Linked DNA regions of Homo sapiens: region 1 is linked to region 2. A link is a loop called in an ENCODE intact Hi-C map of the cell type or tissue named here. Cell type or tissue: HepG2. All regions are shown on one strand. Links, peaks and the distances in the headings refer to the core of each region. The heading gives the core; the rest is flanking DNA.

The links. Hi-C counts contacts between places; a loop is a spot of excess contacts. Peaks named below come from ENCODE experiments on the same cell type or tissue, not always from the same donor. Only the 100,000 strongest peaks of a DNase experiment are listed, where the experiment ranks them.
Region 1: it touches region 2 in a loop (14-fold over the local background); 1 of 110 quality-filtered maps calls a loop at or near these places.

Annotation. Positions count from the first base shown.
Region 1 is chr12:124,126,920-124,133,182 of GRCh38, forward strand. The region is part of intron 2 of ZNF664-RFLNA (ZNF664-RFLNA readthrough); the gene reads left to right. Among named protein-coding and RNA genes, the nearest start is that of ZNF664-RFLNA, 160 kb to the left of the region's middle. In HepG2, for the core only: no CTCF peak of the experiment used is centred there; a DNase peak (open chromatin) is centred at 3,942; H3K4me3 peaks cover 864 bases.
Region 2 is chr12:124,275,362-124,281,624 of GRCh38, forward strand. The region is part of intron 3 of ZNF664-RFLNA (ZNF664-RFLNA readthrough); the gene reads left to right. Among named protein-coding and RNA genes, the nearest start is that of RFLNA, 17 kb to the right of the region's middle. In HepG2, for the core only: no CTCF peak of the experiment used is centred there; a DNase peak (open chromatin) is centred at 3,220; H3K27me3 peaks cover 495 bases.

The sequences.
Region 1 (6,263 bases), core at 918-5,917, 150 kb before region 2:
AGTGGGAGAATCAAGATTAGAACCTGGTGCCTTAGGCTTAGAGCCTTGTCTTGGAATCACCCTATTACACAGACGTCCAGTATTCATTTCTCTGACCACATCTGGGAGCTTTGAAATCTGCCATATGTTGGGTAAAACTACTCTACATCTCAGCCACACCACCCTTATTTAACCCCTTCTTAAGAACACGTGGGTTCTGGCCACGTTTCTTGGATGTTTTCATTTAGCACCTGGCGTGAGTCATAAGAGGAAACCAAACGATGGTCAGCTTGGCCTTTCTGCTTCCCCAGTAGCTGCGCGGCACAAACTAGTTGCAGCTGTCTCTTTCCTACCCCTTCACTTGCCTCCCAAAGGTGGATGGAAGCCTCCTGGTTACCAAATGAATAAGAAGTGGAAGGTGACCGAGGGCCATGAATGATCAAATTAAAGGAAATGGCACATATTCCTCAAGCGGACTCCTTGTGCTGCAGTGTTGGCGGGACGAGAAGTGCTGCTTTGCCGAGCCCAGCATGGAAAATAATCCAATTTTCCTCTGACTTTTTCTGTTGAGGATTGCCAAAGAAGATGGCCTGTTTGGCTTCAATAATAGGAACAGCTAACGTTTATCCAGCGCTCAGAACACACCCTTGTCCTAATAGCTCCCCATGGATTAATCCATTGCCCTATGAGACAGGTGCTATTAATTTCACCTCCCCGAGGTCACAGGGCCAGTCATGGTGGTGCAGGATGTGGACCAGGAGGCCTGGCTTCAGGGTCTGGGCTCTTAAGCTGGTGTAGTACTTCTTCTCTACCTTGGGTATGTCAACCCGGAGGCCACTTTCTTCCCTTTTTCAGATGCCTGTAGTTTGCTGATGGAGCCAGAAACTGATGTGTCTGGTGTTGAAGAGAGGCAAGCTGGGTATGCCCAGCCCTGTCTGTGGTTTGAAGCAGGCTCTCCACCTCTTCATTGCTGGGTGTCAGCACTGGCCCCGGGAGGTCTCCAGGAAGGATCCGGGCCATGTTCCGAGCTACAGGGAACGGAGTAGAAGTGTGAACCAGGCTGAGTGTGGTGGCTCACACGCTTGTAATCCTGGCACTTTGGAGAGGCTGAGGCAGGAGGATCACTTGAGCCCAGGAGTTCCAGACCAGTCTGGGCAACATAGTGAGGCCCCATCTCTACTAAAAATACAAAAGATTAGTCGGGCGTGATGGTGTGTGCCTGTAGTCCCAGCTACTCAGGAGGCTGAGGCAGGAGGATCACCTGAGCCCAGGAAGTTGAGGCTGCAGTGAGCCGTGATTGTGCCACTGCACTCCAGCCTGGGTAACTGGAGTGAGACCCTGTCTCCAAAAAAAAAAAAAATTTTTTTTAATTCATAAATGTGCCACTGCACTCCAGCCTGGGTAACTGGAGTGAGACCCTGTCTCCAAAAAAAAAAAAATTTTTTTTTAATTCATAAATGTACGGATTACACAGTCACTAAAAGTGTCATTGATTCACTATTGTCTCTATTCCAAAGATTAATTATTAAGATTAATAGTTAAGATTAATATGAAGATTAATAATTAAGATTAATTGTGCAATAATAGTATTAAAACCAGAATGATAGGAATGGGAGCACATCTTATGATTTCTACTTTGAAAAAGAGAGGAATTTCATTTGTGGCACAAGAGTAATTTTAAAAAAAACCCCAACAACCTGGGAGCATGCAGGGATGGTTAAAATGAAACGTGGAGTCCAGCGCGCAGGCCACCTGACAAGTATTCCCCCGTTTCCACTTCTCTCTTGCCATGCTTTGGCTTGGCTTCCATCTCTGGGATTTTCTTTCAATTCATTGACTATTCAAAGGGCTTCATTTTCAGGTCATTTTCCACGTAAGACTTTAACCCTTTCTTCTCTCTGCCCATCAGCCTGAAAAGTGCTTCCTTATTGCCTTTCTTTTCTACTGGTATTGGGCTGAATTGTTTAAACTTCAAAAATATGTACATAACATTTAAGAGATTTTTTGTTTGTTTGTTTGAGACGGAGTTTCGCTCTTGTTGCCTAGGCTGGAGTGCAATGGCGCGATCTCGGCTCACTGCAACCTCCGCCTTCCTGGTTCAAGCGATTGTCCTGCCTTAGCCTCCCCAGCAGCTGGGATTACAGGCATGTGCCACCACGGCTGTCTAATTTTGTATTTTTGGTAGAGACGGGGTTTCTCCATGTTGGTCAGGCTGGTTTTGAGCTCCCGACCTCAGGTGATCTGCCCGCCTCGGCTTCCCAATGTGCTGGGATTACAGGCGTGAACCACCACGCCTGGCCAAGAGATTTTTATAAATTACGAAGAACAAAGAAGAAAACAAAATAAACAAAAATGGTCCATATCTCCCATAATCCCTGTTTACATTTTGTTGTTGTTGAGACAGGGTCTTGCTCTGTCGCCCAGGCTGGAGTGCAGTGGTGTGTTGTGGCTTACTGCAACCTCTGCCTCCCAAGCTCGAGCGATTCTCCCACCTCAGCCTCCAGAGTAGCTGGAACTATAGGTTTATGCCTCCATATCTGGCTAATTGTTTTAAAATTTTTTTTGTAGGGACAGGGTTTCACCATGTTGCCCAACCCGACCTCAAACACCTAGGCTTAAGCAATCTGCCTGCCTCGGCCTCCCTAAGTGCTGGGATTACAGGTATGAGCCACCATGCCTGGCCCTGTTTATATTTTTTAAAATCCACTAAAATTTTTAATGCTTGATAATTTGAACAGTGCAGAAAAATCCAACACGGAAAATAAGCTCCTCTCTCCTATTTTTCCTGCAGATTCTGCTTCCTAGGACTGTGTAGATTTAGTAAATTAAAATACAGGATGCCCAGGTGAATTCGAATTTCAGAGGAACAACAAATAATTGTGTAACATAAGTATATCCCATTTAAATAATTTTTTGGTATAAGAATGTCCCATATATTGCATGGGTTATACTTACACTAAAAATTATTCCTGAAAAATTATGGAGAAACACAAGGCTGGCAGCATTGTAGGAAATGGGTTTTTTCTAGATCTAAGGGTTGAATGATACCTGCCACTTGGAATTCATGAAATTACTGGTTGTTGTTGAATCTTATTTCAAACAACAGAATTTGCTTTTTTTTTTTTTTTTTTTTTTGAGGGAGGGTCTCGTTCTGTCACCCAGGCAGGAGTAGTGCAGTGGCGTGATCTTGGCTCACTGTAGCCTTGACCTCCTGGGCTCAAGTGATCTTCCTGCCTATTTTTTTTTTTTTTTTTTTTTTTTTTTGAGACAGAGTCTCGCTTTGTCACCCAGGCTGGAGTTCAGTGGTGTGATCTCAGCTCACTGCAACCTCCGCCTCCCGGGTTCAAGCGATTATTGTGCCTCAGCCTCTGAGTAGCTGGGATTACAGGTGTGTGCCACCATGCCTGGGTAATATTTGTATTTTTAGTAGAGACAGGGTTACACCAATTTGACCAGGCTGGTCTTGAACTCCTGACCTGAGGTGATCCTCTCACCTCGGCCTCCCAAAGTGCTGGGATTACAGGTGTGAGCCACCGCACCTCCCCTGCCTCATTTTTTTGAATTTTTTTTTTTTTTTTTTGTAGAGATGAGGTCTCACTGGATGTTGCCCAGGCTGATCTTGAACTCCTGGGCTTGAGCAATCCTCCCACCTTGGCCTCCCAAAGTGCTGGAATTACAGATGTGAGCCACCATGCCCGGCCAGAATTTGCTTCTTATTTAGTGCTTAAAGAGCTGGTCGATTTAAATTTTCCTCATTACTGGATGTTGATCATGCTGATTTAGTGGACACAGGCAGGAGCTTTTCTCTTCCTTCTGCTGTTAAGCAGGATTCCTCCCAAGCCCAGACGTCTCTGGATCATCTCTGGATGTTAGCTGGAAGTTGGACCTCAGCTGCAAGGTCATTATCATCTCCTCTGATCTTCTGTCCTCGCCCTCTCCGCTTCCAGTGTGGGGCTCAGCATGTGTATTTACTCACCTCGCACTGTTTGTTTTCAGATTGAATCCGTGAGAAGGAAGCAAAGGCCTCTGTGTGTTTACTTTGCCCTGTGAAAGCCAGCCCAGGGGGTCAACTCCCTCTCCCACAGCCAGTGCACCCACCCCCCACCCACACCGCCCCCTCAGAAACCTTGCCCCTTGACAATATTTTCAAACCTTATACATAATCTCAATCCATTTTAATGTTCCAATCCATTACACATACCCATGTGCACAGGGGTGAGAGTCAAAATATTTAACATCTGGGAAGGCCAGGAGGCTGACCCATCAGATCTGGTCTCAAAGCTGAGCTGTGTCCTGGAAGTCCCCTGCTGTGCCAGAATCAACATGAGAGTTTGGGGAGGGGTGCCCCAAGGCAGTAGGGGGGCAGCAGGTGGGCAGCAGCTGTCTAACAACCTGTAAAAATGCATTTTGATCTCTTAACCAGTAGAACTGTAAGGCTGAGCACCAGCTGAATCTCAGCTTTGCATATGTAAGGCTGAAACCAAAGTTTCACAAAACAATACCTACTTTTGAAACCACCTTTGCAAAATTATAACTGAGGAAATGACAACAGTGAAAGAAATCAGACCTAACCGACTCCATCTCGCTTCTAACCTTTAAGCTGTCCTTGTTCATTCCTGGGCATGGGCTGAACAAACTTTGGGATGGAATTCAGTTCATGGTTTGACTCTGACACAGAATTGATAATAGCCGTTTCCGGAAAAGACCCCCTGCTTGCCTGGGGACCAGTCTGCCTTTGCAGGACTAACAAATTAGCTACAAGATGAGAAGTTACAGTTTAGGGGTCATGCAGCCTCTGGCTCCAAGAGTCTAAACCCCCCCAGATTGCTCCTAGGAATAAGATCACTGTTGTAAAACCTAAGATCAGCGCTTGAGATATTTTGCAGAGCCTGCATTCTGATGCACCAGCTAACACCACCCAGACCAGTCATCTGGCTCAGCCAGTTCTGCTATCCCACCCAGGAACAGAAGACAGCAAGAAAAACTCACTTCAAACCCCTGATTCCATCTCCAGTCTGGCCAATCAGCACTCCCCATTTCCCAAGCCTCTACCGGCCAAATTATCTTTAAAAGCTCTGATCCCTGAATGCTCGGAGAGTCTGATTTCAGTAATAATAAAACTCTGGTCTCCCGCACAGCCGGCTCTGTGTGAATTACTCTTTATCCATTGCCATTCCCCTGTCTAGGCACCGGGCAAGGTGAGCCCATTGGGTGGTTAACTTTTACGTCTGTGACACATTCTGAGGTGTTTTGTCTACTTCTGTTTTGTTCTGTTCCATCCTATGCCAACTCATTCTGTCATTAAAAAAAAGAAAAAAGCTGACCAGGCATGGTGGCTCACGCCTGTAATCCCAGCACTTTGGGAGGCTGAGGCGGGCAGATCACCTGAGGTCAGGAGTTCAAGACCAGCCTGGCCAACATGGTAAAACCCCGTCTCAACTAAAAGTACAAAAATTAGGTGGGCATGGTGGTGGGTGCCTGTAGTCTCAGCTACTCAGGAGGCTGAGGCAGGAGAATCGTTTGAACCCAGGAGGCGGAAGTTGCAGTGAGCTGAAATCGCGCCATTGCACTCCAGCCTGGGAGACAGAGCAAGACTGTCTTAAAAAAAAAAAAAAGAAAGAAAAGAAAAGAAAAATAAGAAAGCTAACCTAGACTTGCTAAATTGATTTAATAACCATGAATTGGTCTCGGCCAGTTTGAAACACTGCTGTGATCTGGTAGCTCTCAAACTGCTCAGTGCCTGAGACCTACCTGGGGAAGTCTGCTAGACATGTGGATCCTCCATTCTCATTCTGCTGGCCCAGAGCCTGCATTTTTGAAGACCCCAAAGTGATTCTGATGCAGGTGGTTCAGGAGCGACTCCAGATGGAAGGGTGTTTCCTGGCTGAAAGGCTCTGGTTTGGTTTTTTTCCTAAAAGCACAAGTATAATCATAATCCCAAGTGCTGCATTTTCCTTAGAACTGAACCTGCTCAGCACAAGGCATGTTGTTCCTAGTGACAACACTGATGGCTTTTGCCATAAAAACTGTCTTTGGGCAAGGTTATCTCCAAGGCCTGGGATTCACCTGTGCCTCTGACCTGATAGTCATCTGGTGCTCTGAGTGCTGCTTCTCAAGGCACTGGGTGGGGAAGAGGAATTTTCAACTGTAGGATGTGGTTCACTCACCGAGCCAAGAATTATGGGTAGACCCCACATAACAGAGTAGACCAGTTGGCAACCCAGAACAAATTAGGAAAAATTGGCTCAAACTGTAATCCATCCTGCACACATTATTGTCTCCAT
Region 2 (6,263 bases), core at 534-5,533:
AAAGTGAGAGAGAGAGAGAGGCAGAAGTAGAGAGAGCCAAAGGAAGATGTGGCCATGGAGGGCAGATCTAGAGAGGGTAGCATGAGAAGGACTCAGCCGTGAGCCTGGGGCTGGTGGGTGGGCACCAGAGCTGGAAAGTTAAGGAGATGATTCCCCCCAGAGCCTCCAGAAGGAACCAGCCCTGCTGACACCTTGGTCTTAGCCCTGTGAGACCCGTGTCAGAGCTACAGTGCTGGAAGATGACAAATGTGTGTGTTTTTAAAGTCACTAAGTTTGGGCCGGGTGCAGTGGCTTACTCTTGTAATCCCAGTACTTTGGAGGCCGAGACGGGCGGGTCACCTGAGATCAGGAGTTCGAGACCAGCCTGGCCAACATGGTGAAACCCCGTCTCCACTAAAAATACAAAAATTAACCAGGAGCGGTATTGCACACCTGTAATCCCAGCTACTTGGGAGGCTGAGGCAGGAGAATCGCTGGAACCCGGGAGGCAGAGGTTGCAGTGAGCTGGGATCATGCCATTGCACTCCAACCTGCATGACAGAGCAAGCCTGTCTCAAAAAAATAAAATAGAATAAAGTCACTAAGTTTGTGATAGTTTGTCACAGCCACAAGAGGAACCCACACAGTGGCTGTGAAAGTCCTTGTGAATGGAAAGCGCTGGCAGAGGGGAGACATCACTCAGTCCAGCCACGCACCACCAGTGCCAGAGGTGGAGCCCAAGCTCCAGCAGGAGAGACACCTGGGTTCTAATGTCACCTTCGCTGCTGGTGAGCACAGGAACCTCAGGCCTGTCACCCCACCTCACTCAGCCTCTCTCCTCCTCTATAGAAATCATCCCTGCCCTCGGGCTGATGGCAAGGTTCAATGAGATGATGCGTGTGATGTGGTTAGCGTGGACCTTGTCCAGGGTGGGCCTGAAAACATTTAGTGGTAAAGACAAAGAAGAAAGGGCAGCCAAAGAGGAGTTACCTTGTTCCGAGTATGAGTGACCTCCAGTTATACAGAGATTGGCAGGTGCTAGGGAGGGATGGATGGATGGATGGATGGATGGGTGGATGGATGGACAAACAGATGGATGGATAGATAGATAGATGGGCGGACAAACACATAGATAGATAGATAGATAGATAGATAGATAGATAGATAGATAGATTAGATAGATACATACATACATACATAGATGGTAGATAGATCAAGATAGATAGATCAAGACAGATGATAGATCAAGAGATGATAGATCAAGATAGGCAGATGATAGATCAAGATAAATGATAGATACATAGATAGATCAAGATACATGATAGATAAATAGCTAGCTAGATGGGATAGATACTTCAAGGTACTTGGATTAGAAATAGTTTCTTAGACATGTAGAATACAAGAATATCCGTTGCAGTTTTATTCATAACCCCAAACTGGAAATAAGCCAAATGACCACAAGCTAAAGAATGGACAAAGCATATGATGGTATATTCATACAAAAGAATATCATTCAGCAAGTAAAAGAACAAACTACCAACACACTCAGCAACACGGGTGGATTTCAAGAGTATTATGTTGGCCAAAAAAGAAGCTGGGCACAAAGAGCCCACGTTGTAAGGTGCATCTACAGTTGATCCAGTTATTCTACATCTTTGTTTAGGTGAAAAAGATGAAGCTTAGTTCGTCTTTAGGCACAAATCATCAGTGATGATGAAAGTCAACATAATGGATGCTCTGGGGGTCGCCACCTGGGAGGGGGAGCGAGGGAGCCCTTGGGGCGTGGGCGGTGTCCTGTGCTTTTACCTGGGTGGTGGTCACGTAGGGGCATATTTGTAAAAACGTACCAAGCTGCACCTTCACAGTGTGTGCCCTTTACCTGTGAAAATTGCACCCCAATAAGAATGAAGAAGATAACAAGAAATGGTAGATTCTACACCCGGAGCCCACAGAGGGACTTAGTTAAGTGTTTGAGGAAGGAAGATAAAGGGGGTTGCCAGGTGTGGGTTCTGGTGTTACTGAGCCTCCCAGTGTCCTTTCCAGATCCTGGGAGCTGGCGAGCATCTCCAGGATCCTCAGGTTCGTCCCAGGAGGATAAGCAGCCTGTGAGTCGGTGCTGTCCCTGGCTAACGGCTTTCCTGGGCTGCCTCCACAACCCAGGACCTGCCACACACAAGCAAGGTAGGGAGGACAGCCTCTCCTGTACCCGAGCCCAGCAGGGAAGCCACACCCTCCCCGTCGGGCTTCTCCTGCTGTTGGCCCTGGGGACTTACCCAGCAGGGAAAGCCACCTCCTGCCCAAGCTGCCCCTACAGTCCCGATCTCCGCCCCCTTCCTCCTCTTTCTCCTCCCCTTCTCCCCTTCTCCCCTCTCTCCTCCTCCTCTTCCTCCTCCTCTTCTTCCTCCACTTTTCCTTCCCTCATCCTCCTCTCCTTCCTCTTCCTCCTCCTTCTCCCCCTCTCCTTCCTTCTCCTCCTCCTCTTCCTCTTTCTCCTCCCCCTCTCCCCTCTCTCCTTTTCCTCTTCCTCCTCCTCCTCTTCCTCCTCTTCCTCCTCTTTTCCTTCCCTCTTCCTCCTCTTCTGCCTCCTCCTCTCCACCCCCCTCCTCCTCCTCTTCTTCACTGGGGAGGAAGAGACCATACAAGTGTCCCCGCCAACCTGCGGTCACGTGGCCTCCGTCAGCACAGGGCCCTGGCACATCTGTTTCCTCCCACCCTCCAGCTAGGACTGCTGAGCAGGGCAGTTTTCAGAGCACGGAGCTGGAGGGAGGGGCCTGAGCCAGGCAAGTGTGGCCTGTAAGGCCCTTGGAGACCCCGGAGCAGCCGTGGGCCACACTGTGGCTTGCCCCTAGACTCAGGGCCCCAGGGGCTTTGTGCAAACAATGCTGAGGGAGAGTGGCCAATTAGGGGTACCCTCCTGGCTCCCCAAACTCCTGCTGAGCCTCTCTCTCGCTGGTGCTGGAGCTCTCGGGGTCCATGCTAATATGGGTAGAAAAGAACCTTCTGGAAGGCATGTTCAGCATCCCCTTACCACCCAACCTGGAGCCAGGCATGAAGAATGATGGTGGTCAGGGAGGCAGCTGCTGTTGAGCTGACTTTGAACTTGAACTATTTTGAAATCCAGCTCATAAATTTCCAGCCCAGCCCGGGGCCTCCCCTTCGGGTCTGGGTGTGGAATCTGTCGAGGGGCCCTGGGTCTGCAGCACAATGCCGCATTTACAGAGCTGCGCTGCCAGTGCCTGAGTGTGTGTGTGAGTGTGTGTGTACCTGGGGACAGAGTGTTTGTGCACGGTGCCAAAGGGAGGGCCCCGCACATCTGGAAAGTGTCAGGTTTAATGCCCAAAGCCACGGGCCCAGGTCAGCTAAAAGTACATGTTTGCTTCCAGCCGCAGCTGTGCAAACTCCCGCTGCTCGGGCTGTGCTGGGCTCAGTCAAGTTCCCTCAAAGACAGTGGCCCCTTTGTCAGACTCCATTCCAATCCCCCGTTTCAAAGTCACTGGCCTGCCACGGGGCCCCCTGCCACAAACAGCTGCGGGGCAGCATCTGTCTGAGGCTGCATTCATTCCACCAGGAGAAGGAAAATACAGCAATTTAGGGTCTCGAATCTACGGCTCATCCAACAGACTGCACCCCTCCCATCCCTGTGAAACCTCTCTGTCTCAGTGGTCACACACCCGCCACCTTGGTCCTCATCAGGGCACAGCACAGCCGATGGCAGATGCAGCCCTTGCCCGCGGGGAGCTGGTTGTGCTCCATTTGCTAAATTGTGGTTGTCGCTCGGAAAATCGTCTCCCTGCAGATGTGGTTTGGTTTATGTTTGGAGGCTGAGAGGAGCACAAACCTGTGTGTGTGTGCATGTGTGTGTGTGTGCATGCGTGTGTGCATGTGTGTGCGCGTGTGCACGCGTGTGTGAGCGCGTGTGTAAATGCACTCATGTGCATTGGCGTGCACACACGTTCGTGCATAAGAGATGGGGGTAGATTAGGAACAGTGGGAGAAAACCAGTATCAGCCTGGGCTCGCCCCTCAAGCAGAGCTGTAGCTGAAGGCTGGTGAGAGGCCGTGTGTGGGAATCGGGCCCAGGAGCAGGGCTGGGGCTGGGAAGTGAAGGAGGGGGCGCCCATGAACAGATCCTTAGGGGCTGGTGCAGCATCCAGCGGGAGCTGCCCAGGAGTCTCCTGAAAGCAGCCGCAGAAGTGTTCCCCCGCAGATGAAAAGGGAAGCATTGTCTATCAGCCGCTGCCCCCCATTGGTCACAGGGCGGGGAGGGGGGCTCTGTATATGTCAGCCCTGCCCTCACACTCCTGGGTTTCCCAGGCAGGGGGTCCAAGCAGGTTCTTGCAGGTACAACACACACCGCAGCATCCGCAAAACCCTGGGGGAGGAAGCAAGAGGTGCGGGGTGTGCACTAAGGTGAGAGCCATCCCATGGCACCTGCGGGGAGCTGCTCTCTGCAGAAACGGGGTAAAACATGGGTTGAGAGGAGCCCAACGGGGCACGGGAAGGGGCCCAGGCAGCCAGCGTGGGTCCCGGGCAGCCAGCATGAGTCCAGCCAGCGTGGGTCCTGGGACAGCCAGCGTGGGTCTCGGCTGAGCACAGGAAGGGGCCCCGGGCAGCCAGTGTGAGTCCTGTCAGCGTGGATCCCAGGGCAGCCAGTGTGGGTCCCGGGCAGCCGGCATGAGTCCTGAGGCAGCCAGCGTGGGTCCCGGGCAGCCGGCGTGGGTCCCCAGCCTGAGCCTGCCTGCTCTGCCTTTTGCTGGAATGTTGCTCTCCCCACAGCTGCCGGCCTGTGGGAGCCAAGAGCTTCTCCCTCACCAGCCAAAGAAGAGGCCAGGAGCTTCTCCCTCACCAGCCAATGGGTTCTGGGGCATTCCAGTCTTGGACCTTCTCCCCAAGGAGGACTGACAAGGGCTGGGGAAGCTCACCAGGGCACCGCCCCTCAGTGGTTTCCCAGCAGCCCTGGAAGGAAGCGCGCATTGTTTGCACAGCTGGTTATTTTTCAGGTCGAGAAAACGTGATGTGATTGGCAGTCAGTGTCCTGGGGGTCTGTCTGCTCTGGGGGCTGGGTGGGTAGCACCCTAACCAGCTCTGGTCTCCCTCCACTGCCCAAGTTACAATCGCCATCGATGCCCCTCTAGTGGATGCACGTATGATGATGACGGCGATGACAATCACCACAGCTAACACTGCGACAGCACTCACTTTGTGCCAACCACTGCTTGACATGCTTCCCACATACGAACTCACTCAGTTTTTACAACAACCCTATTTGGTAGATGCTGTTATGAGCCCCATTTTACAGACAAGGAAACTGAGGCAAGGGAGGCTAAGTCACTTTTCCAAGTAATAAATAGTATGTTAGATGGCGATCTGTAGGGAGAGGCCAGTGGCTATTTTGAACAACAATACAACCTACCAGCTATATGTTATGACATACATGAACAGTGGACTCCACCTCCTACCTCTTTAGAAAATTGGGATATTTTCCCAATACTACAGTGTCTGGAGTTATCAAACTAACAGCAGTTCAATTGTCTCATCTATCAGCATTCTGACAACTCTAGGGTATAATCTGGATATTTATGGGGAGACCCTGACCTACCGGGCACTTGCAGGGGTGGGTGACCCCAAAAATATCCAAATTATATTCCAGAGTTGTCAGAATGCTGATAGATGAGATGAGTGAGCTGTTGCTGCTTTGATAACTCCAGACACTATAGTATTGGGAAAATACCCCAATTTTCTAAAGAGGTAGGAGGTGGATTCTGCTCTTCAAGTACATAGTAATATGTAGCTGGGGGGTTGTATTATGGTTCCAAATAGCCACTGCCCTTCCCTGGGGCTGCATCCCACACTTCTGTATGTCCTTGCTCCGTTGATAGCAGGCTTCACCATGTGACTTGTTTTGGCCAATAGGTATGAACAAAAGAAACATGCTTCACTTCTGGGCAGAATCCCCAAGAGCTACCATGAGGTCCTCCGCTTCTCTTTTCTCCCTACCACAAGACTGACATGACTCCAAGAGGGACTGCTCCTTTAGCCTGGGTCCCTAGAATGAAGATTGATATGCAGAAAAACTTCAGCCAGCCTGCAATGGACTTGTGGGGTTAGCAATAAGCTTTTGTTGTTATAAGCCACTGAGAGCCAGGGGCTGTATGTTACTGTGGCAGAACTTAGCTGAAGCTGACTAACACTGTTACTAACAGAATCATTTTCAAATGTAGAAAATAAAAGTGGTCTCTGAAAGCTGCTATGAGTTCACATAGAACAAGTCACACCTGACAAATG